Regions from separate parts of the Homo sapiens genome. Here all the other regions are linked to region 2. A link is a loop called in an ENCODE intact Hi-C map of the cell type or tissue named here. Cell type or tissue: IMR-90. All regions are shown on one strand.

Region 1 (5,000 bases), 140 kb before region 2:
GAATCCATTTCTCCCTCAGTAAAACAAGAATGATAATATGAGACTTGGGTGAGTTAATACATGTAAAGTGCTGAACACTTGCTATGGAAAGCAGTGGTTCTCAAATCTTGGGCCCTGGACCAGCAGCATTACCTGGGAACTTGTTAGAAATGCAAATCTCAGGTCCCAAATAAAACTTAGGGGTATAGGAGAAAATACTTGCAAATAATATGTCTGACAAGGTGTTAATATCCAGAATATTTTACTAAGTGAATTAGGATATACAATTAACAAGAACACTTCTCTAACCATTCAACATTTAGGAAAGCTTGTATATGTTTATAATTTCCTGATAACTGAATGGAGAAGTGCAGTTATTTCATTTCTGGAGTATACATTGAACCTTGCAAATTCAAGTAATCTTTTTCCAGGCCTCTAGTACATCATAGTCCATATAGACAATCTGTTTTGGTATGTTTGTTTGTTTGTTTGTTTTGGAGACAGGATCTTGCTCTGTCAGCCAGGCTGGAACACAGATCACAGCTCATTGTAACCTCAAACTCCTGGGCTCAAGCAATCCTCTTGCTTCAGCCTCCTGGGTAGCTAAGACTACAGATTTATGCCACCATGCCCAGCTAATTTTTGTTTTTGTTTTGGAGAGATAGGGTCTTACTATGTTGCCTAGGCTGGCCTCATGAGATTCTCCTGCCTCAGCCTCCCAAACTGTTGGGATTACAGGCGTGAGCCATTGCAACTGGCCCTCAGAATCTGTATCTGACCATGTTTCTCTTCAGGATCAGAAGTCTTTAAAAAAGAAATGTGAAAAAACAAATTACGTTGTAAACTCTTAGTTTCCTTTCAAATGACCCCAGTCTATCAGAATAGACTAGATGTTAAGAGCAGTGTTAGCAGGCAATTAAGTCTTTTGTGCCCATCCACCACTTCCTAACATTTACCTAAATAGAGAGTCTAGAATATCATGTTTACACCATTATGTATTCTGTCTGGAAGTAACAATATAAAAGATAACATTAATTTACTTTTTTTCAGTAGATGCTACTGAACTGTGAACATCTTATTAGGCTCGAGTTTAGATTTTCAAACTTGTCTCAGGAAGCTGTTGCTACCTGGTACCCATTTTGTTTTATTTTTATTTATCTTTTGGAGGACAAGGAGAGAATGACTTTGAAAAATCTCCTGGGCAAGAAAGGGGAAGACTTTTCTGCAAGGAAAATGGATTGTACTTTGTTTTCCTTCATAAAGGGTAATGAGGATATAATCTCAAAGCTACGCTTGACCATCATCTGTCAAACCAAAGCAAATAAGCCAGTGCCTGTCTTTCCTTATTGTAAAACTAAAAGAGAAGATAACCACCATGTGGCAGTTGTCTAGCCAAAAAAAATCACCCTCATTTCAGAAAATGTTTACTTTTTCACTCTCATTGAGTGATATGCCATCGAGGTATGAGTTAGATGTTGGCATTTTGTGGAAAGGTTTTCTTTGTTTAGCAAAATCACAGCTGTTCATTTCTGGTAATTTTGAATTTCCTAAAAAGTGGCCATAGCTTCAGAATTTGATTTTTAGTAACCTTTAGCAGACTGAGAGTTTTTCTGGTTTGAAGATTATATTGAAACACCAAAAAAAAGTAGAGTGGTTTGTGTTTTACTTTATGTATTAATGTGAAATTTGGAGATGAAGCCTCTTGTTGCTGAAATAACTGCATCCCCTCGTCTTCCGCTGTCCACTTTTATATATTTCCTAAATATCCACAAATCTTGATACACTCTTGTAGTGATTTGATTCTTGTTTTGTTCATATGTGTGTTTTTTCCACTAATGTACACCTTTGGGAATCCACTCCCAGCCTTTCCATGATTTCTTCTGTAATTTGGGTTTTATTTTTAAAGCTGTTGGCATCCGTGTAGAGGGATCCTGCCGTTACCCCTCTCCAGATCTTAAGGTTATCTCCCTATTCTGTTGATTGAGAGATCCAAAGTCAAAGGTGAGTCAGGGATTTCGTGTGCAGGTTCTCACTGATGAACATGTTTTCTCCAGACCCAGCTGGGGGGTTAAGATTCAGGCAATTGGTGACGAGAGGGGCTGCTTTCCTCCAAGTTCAGTAGCCCTCCCTCAAATGAGAAACTATTTCACAACAATCTCAACCCATTTGTCCTCCACTGTGGATAGGGATGGGGGAGGGGCTTGCTTGAAGAGTTCTAAGGTGATTTTTTTCCCATTAAAAAAATTGCAGTAAAGTATACATAACATTAAATTGACCATTTTAACCATTTTAAGTGTATAATTTGGTGGCATTAAGCACCTTCACATTGTTGTGCAACCATCACCACTACCAATCTTTAAGTGAGTTGAAGATGATTTTTTTAAAGTTACTTCTTGCCTCAGCTCCCAAATTCCAGTTGACTTTGTGCGCCCTCTCTCTGTGTCTCTCTCTCTCTCTCTCTTAAAGTCTGCGTTCTCATTCTGATTATTTAACTTGGAGAGTGTGAAGGATTTTTTTTTTTTAACACTGCATGATGAATTGGTCTCAGTGGAATTCAAACGATCTCGTTGTTTTGGTTATTTCTTATCGGGAATGCTGGATTTTTTTCTAAGAGCCATGGCAGGGGTGAAGGGGCACAAGGGAGCCACCTCCTTTTGAGTCAATTTAGCAAAAGTGAGAAAACGGTGGGGTGATAGGAAGTCATTCCTGGATGCTAAAGGGGCATCCTGGCTCCCTGAAGAAACTGAGACTCCCAGTTTTTACGTAGTGAACTTTCTGGCTGTAATTTAGGGCAAACTCCTTACTGTTTTTATATTTGCCCTCCATTGATAAGAACTTCTTAAGGTCACAGTGTCCTTGGGTAATGAAGCTAGGCAGAGGAAAGTTCTTTAATATTTACCTAGTGTGCACGCCATACCAGGAACTCTACAAGGAAACACACGGAACATGCCCAGCCTCTGGATCAGCCTGACTTGGGGAGACTGCCCGTCAGGCACACCCTGTGCTGGCTCCAGCTTCTGGAGTTTCTGGCGAATCATACCTGAAAGGATTATCATCTTCACCCAGTGTCCGGATCATCAGCCATGGAAGTTTGTTTGTTCAACACAGGCTGAATCAGTTCCATGTTGAATAACACACATTTTCCTTCTTGAAATATTCTTAGAACAATGTTTTCATTTTCTCCAAGGAAAAACTTGCTCAGACACAGTTCTTTCTGATCCAAACCCCCTGCTTGCCTCTGCCTCCTCTCATTGTTGTAAAACCCAAGTGTTTCTATTCCTCTACTCTAAACCCGCTCAGAGGGAATTCTGCCTTTTGATTTGGAGGTATATTTTTCCATCCACATATGGCAGTATCCAGTAATAATATTATACATCTAAAGGAAGGAGCAAAATTTTAATCTGTGTGCAGCTGCATGTATCCTGCTTCTCTCCTATGGCAGGATTTTCTAGTTAAACCTCTGGCTAGTTGGAAGATGATATTAGTTATAGAACTAGTTTGTTTAGCCAAAAAAGATATAAGTGGAAGCAGTACTCATGATATAGAAATACTTAAAACTTTGGAGAGACAATCTGAAGACCTAACTGGTGTGTTAGTCAGTAAGTTTTAACTCCCTTTAAATTGAGAATGAATCCCAGGGCCCAACATTATGAGATGCTAAGTAGCTTCTAAAGGGATTACTGTCAGACTTAAAAGTGTTTTCTTTTGGCCAGAGCTTTAGTGGTCTTCATATAAAATATCAGCTGCTATTATTATTAAACTTTCTATACTGAAAAATAATGTAGTATAATAATGATATTATTTCAGGCAAGATTTAGTTACATGTTACAAATACTTTAAAAAGTAGGCTGGGCATGGTGGCTCATACCTGTAATCCCAGCACTTTGGAACACTGAAGTAGGAGGATCCATTCAGCCCGGTAGTTTGAGAACAGCTTGGGCAACATAGCAAGACTCCATCTCAATCAATCAATCAATCAAGAAGCCGGATGTGGTGGCATGCTCCTGTAGTCCCAGCTACTTGGGAGGCAGAGGCAGAAGGATCACTTGAAGCCAGGAGTTTGAGTTTGCAGTGAGCTATATGATTGCACCACTGCACTCTAACCTGGGGGACAGAACAAGACCCTGTCTCTAAAGAAAAAATAAAAGTAGACACTATTGAATAGCCAACTAAGTTAGAGTTGAATCCATGTAATATCAGTCTATCCCAGCATCTTATGAGGTGGGTAAACACCAAGTCAGTCAACTTCTATGTTATAAAAACAAAACAAAACAGAGGCAGAAGGGAGAATTCCCAGCATAACGAGTTGGTGGGGGCATTGTAGGATAGGCAGGTGGTTCAGCGTTCCTCCTCAAATATCCCTAACTCCCACCTCACCACTAGGTCCAGTGCAGGGAACTCTTCTACAGTATTTCTGCTTACCCAGCCTCTCCTTGCATGGTTTCCCACTACTGGACAAGTCAGTTCATTTCTTATCTTCATGGCTCTAATTGTTAGAAAGTTGAAATTGTGAGTCCTCAACACTCCACCTTCAATAATTGCTGTCCATACTCATAGCCAAGACAAGCTGTTATTTTATGCTGTCAAGTTTTAGAACACATGCAGAGCTCACATAAAGCATTTACCATGGATTGTTAGTGTTTTAGCAGAGTTGAAAGGAGTCAAGTACCAACAGTACATGAGAAATATCTTATCCGTCTCATTAACACCTCCTTTGCTTTGATAAAAAGTCCTCAAGTGGTCTTGGGAACATACTACAGATGTGCAGTTCGGCATGGAAATTGGAAAACTCAGATAGGGCTTCGATGGAAGTCACCCATTCAAACCTGTCTTCAACTTCCATTCGACTCCTCTTGTTATAATGTTGATAGCAAGGAAGAGAGGGCCATACCTAGGTTCAAGTAGTGGGCATATCTGAGAAGAGGGCTGGGGGATAGCTGGTCACTCAGCTACAGCTTTTTATTGGCCATGCTGCATGCTCAACTTCACTCCTGAGGAAATGGGATCAAGAACAACACAAT
Region 2 (5,000 bases):
GGAAGGTGAGGATTGAAAAAACTACCTATCAGGTACTATGCTTACCTGGGTGACAAAATTATCTTTACATCAAACCCCAGCGTCATGCAATTTACCCATGTAACAAACCTGTACATGTACTCCTTGAACCTAAAATAAAACTTGGAAAGGAAAAAAATAATTGAAGGTGACAGGTGAGGGGGGCTGTTGGTTGGCTCAGTGGCAATATCGACAATCTGAGAAACACAGGTGGCAATTTTGTGGGGAGGGGGAAATCTTCCTCAACAAAATTAGTTCTGTGTTTAAAAAAAAAAAAAAACTTTCTGAGCTGTAAAAATGCCAAAAGAATAAATATGACAAGCATCGCATACCACTGAATAACTGAAATGCTTGTCCTGTTCTTCAGCAATTGACATTAGCATAGGTGCAGCTGCATGCCTAGTGCTTGCTGAAAAGGATATTGATAATTTCAGGACATGTAATTCTCAGCTGTCCTGGGGAAAAGCATAGGCATGGAAAGTGCAGCCGACAGGAAAACATGGGAGGGACTTGATCACAGATCCTGTGCTATGAATTTTGAGTACTAAAAATTCTGCTTGCAGTATATTTTTCTGACCATCACAACCAAGAAGACACAAAAAAGTATAACACTCTTTTTTTTCTAAAGGCTTGCATGGTCTTTTATCATAGTCACTCTGTTAATCATAGTACGAAGACAAGAGTCACATCAACTGGACAATATTGAAATGTCAAAATAATTTGGAAGGTGGAATTTGGAGGAATGTGCCCTCTGTTCTCCATGAATGCCTATTAGGATCAGTCAGTTTTCCTCCATGCTGACATAATTCTCCCTGAATACATGAAATTCAGACTTTACATTAGTGCTTTTTAAAAAACATAAAATGTTCTAATTTATAGAAAAGTAGAGATTTTGCACTGTTCAAGTTTTATGAGAGTTTGATGCCTTCATGGGTCACAAAGAGACAATAGTTGTCATTATTATATACTTCTTTCCTGTTTTCAAACATTCTCCACTCTTTTTATCTCCATTTTAAAGAAAAACACTAGAGGATACCAATCCAACTAAATTCAGACATTCACTTGTTAATTTCAAACATAAAAATTTACTTGTCTATATAAAAATGGGCAAAAGACTTAGACATTTATCCAAAGATGGCAGACACATGGCCAACAAGCATTGAAAAGATGCTCAACACCACTAATCATCAGAGAACTCAAAACCACAATGAGATGTTTACCTCACACACATTAGAATGGCTGCAATTAAAAAAACGAAAAACAACCAGTGTTGGTGAGGATATGGGGAAATTAGAAACCTTGCACACTGTTAGTGGGAATGTAAAATGGTGCAGCCGTATGAAAAACAGCATGGAGATCTCAGAACATTAAAAATAGAACTACCATATGATCTGGCAATGCCACTTCAGAGTATGTGTCCAAAAAAATTGAAAGCAGGGTCTCCAAGACCCATGTTCACACCCATGTTCATAGCAGCTGTATTTACTATTCACAATAGCCAAGAGGTGGAAACAACCCAAATGTCTACTCATGACAGATGATTGGATAAACAAAATGTGGTATAGCCATACAATGGAATATTACTCAGCCTTAAAAAGGAAATTCTGCCACATGCTTCAACATGACATTACGTGAAGTGAAATATAAGCCAGTCACAAAAAGACATACTGTATAATTTCACTTGTATGAAGTACTTAAAGTAGTCAAATTCACACAAAACACAAAATAGTGATTTCCAGGGGTTAGTAGGAGGGGGAAATGGGGAGTTATTATTTAGTGGGTACATAGTTTTAGGTTTGCAAGTTGTGAAAGTTCTGGAGATCTGTTTCACAACAGTGTGAACATATTAACACTACTGAACTTAAAAATGGTTAAGATGAAATTTTATGTTGTTTTTTCTAACCACAATTTTTTAAAAATGCTTTTTCTTTTTTTTTTTAAAGCAAAACAAAACAAAGGTGAGACTAATTGCTCTCAAAATCCATTCTTGAATAGTAGGATTCCTGGATACATATCAGCAGACTCTGGGTGACCCTCTCACACTCTATTATAAAAGGGACTTGAACAAAGTCTTTTTTTATCCCAAACTTCATTCCTAAAAACACAAAATAATCACCACGGAGAAGCATTCTCAACCAAGCTAAGCATTTACCACTGATATTATCTTCAAAAAGAAAATGCCACTTTAGTATAGTTTGTGTAAACTAAGGTCACACAAACTAAAAACATCATATAAAAGTCTATTGGGCTGGATCTTTAAAGGATAAGTGCTATATTATTGTATGTTTTAGTGATGTCTTCCCCTTTAGAAAAGCCTCAAGATATAATAAATAAAATAAAGGCATCTGAATTAGTCGTTAAAACATCAGATTTCAACTGACTCCACATCCTGTTAAAGGATGCTGGGTTTAAAAACAGTTTGTATGCTACAGTCTGGAGAGCAGCTGGGCAAAGGAGACGTCACTGTTCAACAGACATTTGCTGAGGGGGTACTTGGTGGCAGGTACTGGGGATGCCAGGATGGATGAGACAGAAGTGAAGAGCATCCCCAGCGGGAAGCCACCAGGAAGTGCAGAGTGGCTACACTTCTCTATGGAGAGGTTCCTGGTAAAGAAACCATGTCTGAATGAAAGGGACTGGTCATGGGAAGGGAGGGGTTGCATCAGAGAGAGAGGTGGGCCCTTTATTCCATCATCTGCATCTATGTATAATAAAGGAAAAATAAAGGCATGAGAAGAGCTAATTTGGTTCTTTGCCATCTTCTTCCACCACATGCTGCATTCTGTTTGCCTGGCACTTGGATGATCTTGTGGCAAGCCCTGTGTTATTGCTCTGATGTGGGACTGAGTCACCACTCCCTCAGAGGAGTCAGATCTGTGAGATGAAATGTGCCATCTGCACTCCAGATCCACTCACATAGCCAGTCAGGGAACTGCAGACAGGGAATGTACAAATCACGGTGGGTTTGCTGGAGAGCTTTTTATCCTCACATTAACTCTTGCATAGCAGGTAGTGCCACAGACTCTTTTTTCTGTTTTGTTTTGTGGATTTTTCTCCTTTAGAACACAATAACAAAAGTTTTGCGAATTGTTGGGTTTTTCCTCGGAGTCTAGCGTACAGTTGTTTAAATCACCATGTACTATATTTGCTTATTATTGCCAGCCTCTTTCTCCAGAGGTAACTGCTTATTAGCTCCTTAGGTGAGACTCTCCCCCTCCTTTTTATTTTTCATCAGATGAAATGAAAACACTAGGAGAGTAAGCAAAAGTTGTAAATAAAACCTTCAAATTCAGCAGCCCATGCAAATGCTTTCAAAACAGACCTCCCCCGTGGGGATCGCACTGGGAGAGAAGAAGGCAGCATTATTTTTCCCCAGAGCTGGGAGCTATTTCCTGAAGTAGTCCTAAAAGGGGCTGAAGAAATGTACTGTTTGTTTTTATAGCCTGAAGCCTGTCCTCAAAAGCTGCCTTATGTTGCATGGTGTGTACAGGATGTGGGGGCGGTGAGAGGGTTAATAAAAGAAAATGCCTTGTGAACCCAGTCATTCCATGTGACATTTTCCTGTAGGAATTTATGCCTGCCTAGTACTGGTTTAACTTGGGTCTTCCTGTGAGCAGCCAGGGAAGACAGTGTGCAGTTTCTGGGGGAAGGAAAAGAGGTCCTCCTTCCTCTTAAATGCTTTTCTCATCTATGTAAGGAGCATTGGGCTGCATGTTTGCCCCTTTCTTCAGAGCTGTAACCCTCCTGTCTGTGTGCCGTTCCAGGTCACTCAGTTGTTCAGAAAGAGGCCAAGAAGAGATGCTGCCGCTCTTCCACCATCTCACCCCTCGTTGGGGTGGTTCAGGCTGCAAAGCCATTGGTGATTCCTCCGTTCCTAGTGAATGTCCTGGAACCCTGGACCATCAGAGGCAAGCCAGTAGGACACCCTGCCCCAGGCCACCACTGGCAGGAACGCAAGGGCTGGTCACAGACACCAGGGCTGCACCCCTGACCCCAATTGGCACCCCTCTGCCTTCAGCCATTCCCTCTGGCTACTGCTCACAGGACGGTCAGACAGGGCGACAGCCTCTCCCGCCCTACACCCCTGCCATGATGCACAGAAGCAATGGTCACACCCTGACCCAGCCTCCCGGTCCAAGAGGCTGTGAGGGCGATGGCCCAGAGCATGGGGTAGAAGAGGGAACGAGGAAGAGGGTCTCGCTGCCTCAGTGGCCACCTCCTTCTCGAGCAAAGTGGGCCCACGCAGCCAGAGAGGACAGCCTTCCTGAGGAATCCTCAGCCCCTGATTTTGCAAACCTGAAGCACTATCAAAAACAGCAGAGTCTTCCAAGTTTATGCAGCACTTCTGACCCAGACACACCTCTTGGGGCCCCGAGCACTCCAGGGAGGATCTCCCTCCGAATATCTGAGTCTGTCCTGCGGGACTCCCCGCCACCTCATGAGGATTATGAAGACGAAGTGTTTGTGAGGGATCCGCACCCCAAGGCCACGTCCAGCCCCACATTTGAACCTCTTCCCCCACCCCCACCTCCTCCACCGAGTCAGGAAACCCCGGTGTATAGCATGGATGACTTCCCTCCACCTCCTCCCCACACTGTATGTGAGGCGCAGCTGGACAGTGAGGATCCCGAGGGGCCACGCCCCAGGTGAGTGAGCAGACTGGGCAGCTTTCCCCCACTAACAGGAGAGTGTCATGCCCCAGGTGGCCCAGGTCCTTCTGCTGGCCACAGAAGAACCCTGGCATGGAGATGTTTCTATACAGCTCAGCTCAGGACACTGTTGATCTGTTTGCCTCAGGAGGTAGTTGGACCAGTGTCATTGGGTACTGAGGAGTCAGGGTGGCAGAAATGAAAGCTGGGACCCAAGGGGCACATTTCACTTCTGGGGACAGGATAGGCTTAGGCGGTCCAAGTAAATCCCTCCTCCCTGGATGAGTTCTGAATCAGTTAGGAAATAAGACAAAAGAGGAGGGCATATAGAAG
Region 3 (5,000 bases), 280 kb after region 2:
GTTGCCTAAAATTAGACACGTGGACCGTGGGTTTGGCATTACTTTGTACCTAAAAGAGGGGGAAAGCTCCTGGCATTGCTGTAGCTGTAACCATTCCAGTGATTGTCCTTTTTTTCCCCCTACCCAACTAGATTAATAGCATGTCCTCCATTCACTATGTAATTTCAATCCCTAAACTGCTTTAGACCTTTTCTTCAAGTCAATTGTACAAAGGCATTTATTGTATATTTATTCTCTGACTCCTTCAGCAGCTCAGAAGTGGAAAATGAAGCTCCTATTCAGTACTAATGGGACACCCAAACCTAATAGATAATGGTTTTGTGTTATTTGAGAAAACAAAAGCCAAACAGTAAATCCTCCCACTAGACATGCAGTGGTTTCAAGAAGTCACTTGTGAATTCTAAATTACATACAAATGGAAACTAACCATATGTCTTTAATTCAGTATTAAATTTTGCTTTGGCTTGTCATGTAGAGTAGCCTTCTCAAATTTTTGGTTTTAATTTCTGTCAATTCCATAATCATTGCATGAGCATTCACCATCACTGAATGCTGGTGCTGTCGCTCCTAATTTTCCTTTCTTTTTAATTTATTATTATTTCTAACTTTTTTGTTTTGTTTTTTAACTTGCAGTGCAAGCTTCACATAAAGCCTGGCAAGCCAAGGATGTTCCCGCATTCACCTGCTTTTGCAGTAATATCGTATCTCTGCCATGTGTGTTCTTTAGTTTTATTTTATTTTATTTTATTTTTTTACCCTTCCTCAAACACCAGTAACTATTATTAACTCGTTTTGCTGAATGTTGTTGGGTGGTAGAAAATGATAGAACAAGGGAATAACCGCGAATGCTCTGTGCAGCTGGACTCTGTTTCCGGAAAGTAAATGATTTGCTTTTTATGCCTGTTCTGAATGGCAGCACGAAGCAGGCCTGTTACTTGTATGTCGCTTTGGACAGAGGAAAGTGGGGTAAAATGCTACCTGTACGTCTGACATGAAAACTTCTCACCGCCTCAGCAGCTGAACTAAAAACCTGAATAGCCATGACAAGAGTTTGCATTTTCTTGATGATTCATCTCCATGAGTGCACAATCCCTGAACTCACTGTCTTTTCTCCACACTTGTCCTAAGCCAAGGTAGATTTGTACGTAGACAGACTGGTGAGCAAGCATTATATTTTATTTTTACCCTTGCATGACATTTTCATTTTAATCAATAACATTATTTGGCCTGAGCTTGTGGGTCTGTTCAGACTGTCTCCTCTCATGGTTTGAAACTGCATCTGAATGCCTGCCTTCAATCCTGGCCAAGTTGGAGTAGACTGGTATGAGAAAACTATGATTAGTTCACATTTACTGGTGCATCCTTGATCCTCTCACAGATAGAGGTCTTAAAGGTTGGATCATGTAACATTGCTTAGTAGAAGAATCTTCTTCTAAGGATGATGGGCTTTCTACAGCCTGCTTACCACTAACAGTAAGGAATCTTTCATAAACACACCTCAGTTTGTTCCCAGTGGGCTTAGAGGGAGGACCTGATGACTGATTCCAGGATACTTGTACTTCTAATAACATTTTTCATGAATCATGAGAAAATTTCCACAGATACTTCCCTTAGAAAATTTGCTATAAACTCTGTATCATTGGTAGCACAAATTTGAGCGAGGCCTTGTCAATTTTAAGGTGGAAATAGGAAGGACCACAACATGACCCGTAAGTCAAGAAGGTAGACATTTCATATCCAGCTTCCTTGCTTAGTCTCCTTTCAGTATTTGGCAATAAAAGAAAGAAGAAATAGAACAGCTGAAGTCTCAAATCATTGTCTGGAATTTTCCTCACCTTGGCTAGCTCCACCTGCTCTTTGTCTAAGGCCCTTGCCTCATCAGGGATTAGAACTGGCCCATATGCCAGAACCTGTACTAAATGCCTAATTTGTATGGAAGAGTGCATATTTAATCTCTTTTCTATACTGCTCCTTTCTGATGCTTATCCTTTCATCTGTGTGATTGTTTTTTCCCCTCTACTAACAAGATCCTCCCAGCTTTCTCTCTACATGTAGAAAGGATAACATTTCTCATGAACCCACTGCCCCTCTGCATTTTCCTCACTGGTTAGAGATTAAGTAAATAGGATAGAATATGCTGCGTCTCCCCTGACACACACTTTCTTTTTTGAATGAGCAAGTCTCCATTTTGATTTCAGCAAAGATTTTTTCTCCTTTTCTTTGTCCTCAACCATACTTAGAGGAAAGAAGGAATGGTCTTCCATGAACTGATTATGCTTAATTAAGCAAAGTAAGGAAATTAGTTTCATGGAAGCCTAAACAAAGCTGGAATAGAAACTACACACTAGACACAGCAGTAGTCATAGTCTTCACAGGTTTAGGAGCTACTGGACCAACATTCTTGTTTTTGCTTTTGTTTTTTTAAATAATTCTAGTCTGGAGCTAACTGTGGAGCAGCCAAATAGTAGCTGGCATGTTGATTCAAACCATGGGCTGAATTTGCTCATAGGCTGTGCATCAGACAAAAGCTTGAATATTTGTGTTGTATGCTTGTTCCAACCACCGCTTGTGTGAGCATTTTTGTGGCTTGTACAGAAAGTACACTTTTAAATTGTCTCTTGCATCACTAAAATTTTTTTAAAATGAGCATAACAACGAAAGGCATCCAGCTGACTTTTTGATTCCAAGATTATTGATTGGATTGACTTTTTTGCATTAAATTTTTCCCAGCAAAATAAATCATATGGCGAGTCAGGGAATAAAAAGTCAAAAGAAACAAATAGAAGCTTTTTTTTTTAAAAAATGTATTGCTTCTGAACTTTTTTCTGCCACTGCTCCCTAGCCCTGTTTAGTTTGTTATTGCTGCTTTTCTTTTTTCTTTCTGTATCTATGCCTTTTTTTCACAGTAGTCCTTGGCTCTGCACGGAATAAATGATACCCTCAAATCTAATTGGATGTGCTTTCGCCTTTGCATGTAAGTACGGTAGTAAGAAACCTTTGAGATCTTTCTGACTTTTCAAAATTAGAGAAAGCAAATGGGATGGATAGATTTTTTTTTTCTTTTCAAGGGGGGCAGGAAGGTAATGGTTTGAGTAGCCTTTGTTTAAAAAAAAGACTAAATATATTTAAAAGGCCACATTTATATTTTTTTCACAAGAACCACATAATAAATTCCACTTCTTGACCTGAATTTGGAAATCCGAAATTACTAATCCAGGCCAGGTGTGGTGGCTCATGCCTGTAATCCCAGCACTTTGAGAGGCCGAGGTGGGCAGATCACTTGAGGCCTGGAGTTCAAGACCACCTTGGCGAACACGGTGAAACCCCGTCTCTACAAAAAATACAAAAATTAGCCAGGCGTGGTGGCACGTGCCTGTAGTCCCAGCTACTTGGGAGGCTAAGTCAGGAGAATTGCTTGAACTTGGGAGATGGAGGTTGCAGTGAGCCAAGATTGCACCACTGCATTCCAACCTGGGTGATGAAGTGAGACTCTCCAAAAAAAAAAAAGAAATTATTAATCCCTGCCTGTGCTCTACATAGCCTCATGGGCATCATTGGATAGCTCAGAGGGCCCTTGATTCTGGCAAGGCAAATAAAGCCAGAATGAGAAATTACCATCTTCTACTAGAGAAAACCAAGAGAAAAATTTTTATGCTAGGATGCCTTTATGACCACTTAATTTTTTAATCTTAGTTTAATGGTCTCTCCCTGGTGCTAACTGCTGACAGTGGCCACCTCTTTTTTGGGGATTGAGGGGCCTACATAACTAGCTGGCCTTACCCCATATCTTTTGTTCAAACATAATACCATCTTTTTGCTTCTTCTGAACTTTAGATCTCCATAACACATGTACTGTAGAATGTGATGGAAAAGCATTGATGAGAATTTATTGGCAGTTCAGATTGTGTTTTCCCAACTTAGGCTCTTTATTAATTGGTTAAGGTTTTCTCCAAAAAGGGCATTTCAACAATGGGAATTATTTAATGTAACAGTGGGCACAGATTACTTATCTTCCTTCTCTGCTTTGTGACTCACCAGCAGTAACACACACAATCCACATCTTGTGCACCTCAAATGAACAGACTTGGTTTCCTTGCTTTCTTGACATTTCCATGACTGTTTCACATACAAACTATTGGGTGAGGTTTTTCAGCTGTTACCGACCCACGTCCTGCTGTCTCTGTGTGGTCCTACAAAAACTGTCCATTCCCACCCCTTTGCTTTGCCATTTGCAAGAGTCTGGAATTGTCAGGTCTCAGCTTCGAAAAGTCCTGGTTCCACTGACAGGACACATTCTTTAGTGGGAATTAAGACCTACAAAGTCTAGTTTGTATGTAGGTATGAAGGGAATTTTTTAAATAAATTGAAAAGCTGTGAACAGCATTAGAACTTTGTCTATTTCTTAATTTTAAAATATGCTGATATGCCTTAAACTGTAGTTGTAGATCCTTGTCATTTTGCTGTTTGAAAATAACCAATGTGTTTTCTAAAACTGTCGTGTAATCTACTTTCATTGTTAATGCAGAATTGTCATATATGTAAGCTGCATGTTAGACATTTGTCTTTTTTAAACTAAAGTAATTGTATTGATGTGAAGCATATCATTTTTTCAAATATGAAAGTGATCACTTAGCAACATGCTTGGTAATTTGGCATCTGTTAAGGTAGGAGAGTGGTGAACAGATAATCTATGCATATATCACTAGTGCCAAGACATAAAGCGGGGGAAAATATATTTTTACCCAAACATTATTTGTGTGCCCTTTTTTGTGAGTTCTTTTTAGTCACTGCTTGGTTTGCATATGTACACGTGCTTACTGGATAAAAGAAATAGGGATAAGAGTCTCATGCTTTCCTGCCTCGTGTGGTAGACTTCAAATGGCTGCCGTCTGGGTTACACCAGTTTCTCAAAGATACGTGCCATGTGGTGTCCTGTACTTCACATATCATGTTATCACCCTTTTTCCCCCATGCCTGTCCCTGTCCACCCTGCCAATTCA

Evidence for each region. Hi-C counts contacts between places; a loop is a spot of excess contacts. Peaks named below come from ENCODE experiments on the same cell type or tissue, not always from the same donor. Only the 100,000 strongest peaks of a DNase experiment are listed, where the experiment ranks them.
Region 1: it touches region 2 in a loop (2.4-fold over the local background); 8 of 110 quality-filtered maps call a loop at or near these places.
Region 3: it touches region 2 in a loop (2.6-fold over the local background); 10 of 110 quality-filtered maps call a loop at or near these places.

Annotation. Positions count from the first base shown.
Region 1 is chr4:76,608,832-76,613,831 of GRCh38, forward strand. All of the region lies in intron 2 of SHROOM3 (shroom family member 3), which reads left to right. Among named protein-coding and RNA genes, the nearest start is that of MIR548AH, 36 kb to the left of the region's middle. In IMR-90, a CTCF peak has its summit at 2,429; DNase peaks (open chromatin) are centred at 2,460 and 3,050; H3K4me3 peaks cover 350 bases; H3K27ac peaks cover 1,640 bases.
Region 2 is chr4:76,750,529-76,755,528 of GRCh38, forward strand. SHROOM3 (shroom family member 3) reads left to right here. Exons shown (of 11, transcript NM_020859.4): 7 at 3,783-4,664. The region is part of intron 1 of SHROOM3-AS1 (SHROOM3 antisense RNA 1); the gene reads right to left. Among named protein-coding and RNA genes, the nearest start is that of SHROOM3-AS1, 49 kb to the right of the region's middle. RefSeq lists a silencer at 3,388-3,682. In IMR-90, no CTCF peak of the experiment used is centred here; DNase peaks (open chromatin) are centred at 2,863 and 3,523; H3K27ac peaks cover 3,916 bases.
Region 3 is chr4:77,033,864-77,038,863 of GRCh38, forward strand. SEPTIN11 (septin 11) reads left to right here. Exons shown (of 10, transcript NM_018243.4): 10 at 634-4,752. The coding sequence ends at 649. Among named protein-coding and RNA genes, the nearest start is that of CCNI, 40 kb to the right of the region's middle. In IMR-90, no CTCF peak of the experiment used is centred here; a DNase peak (open chromatin) is centred at 2,538; H3K27ac peaks cover 2,395 bases.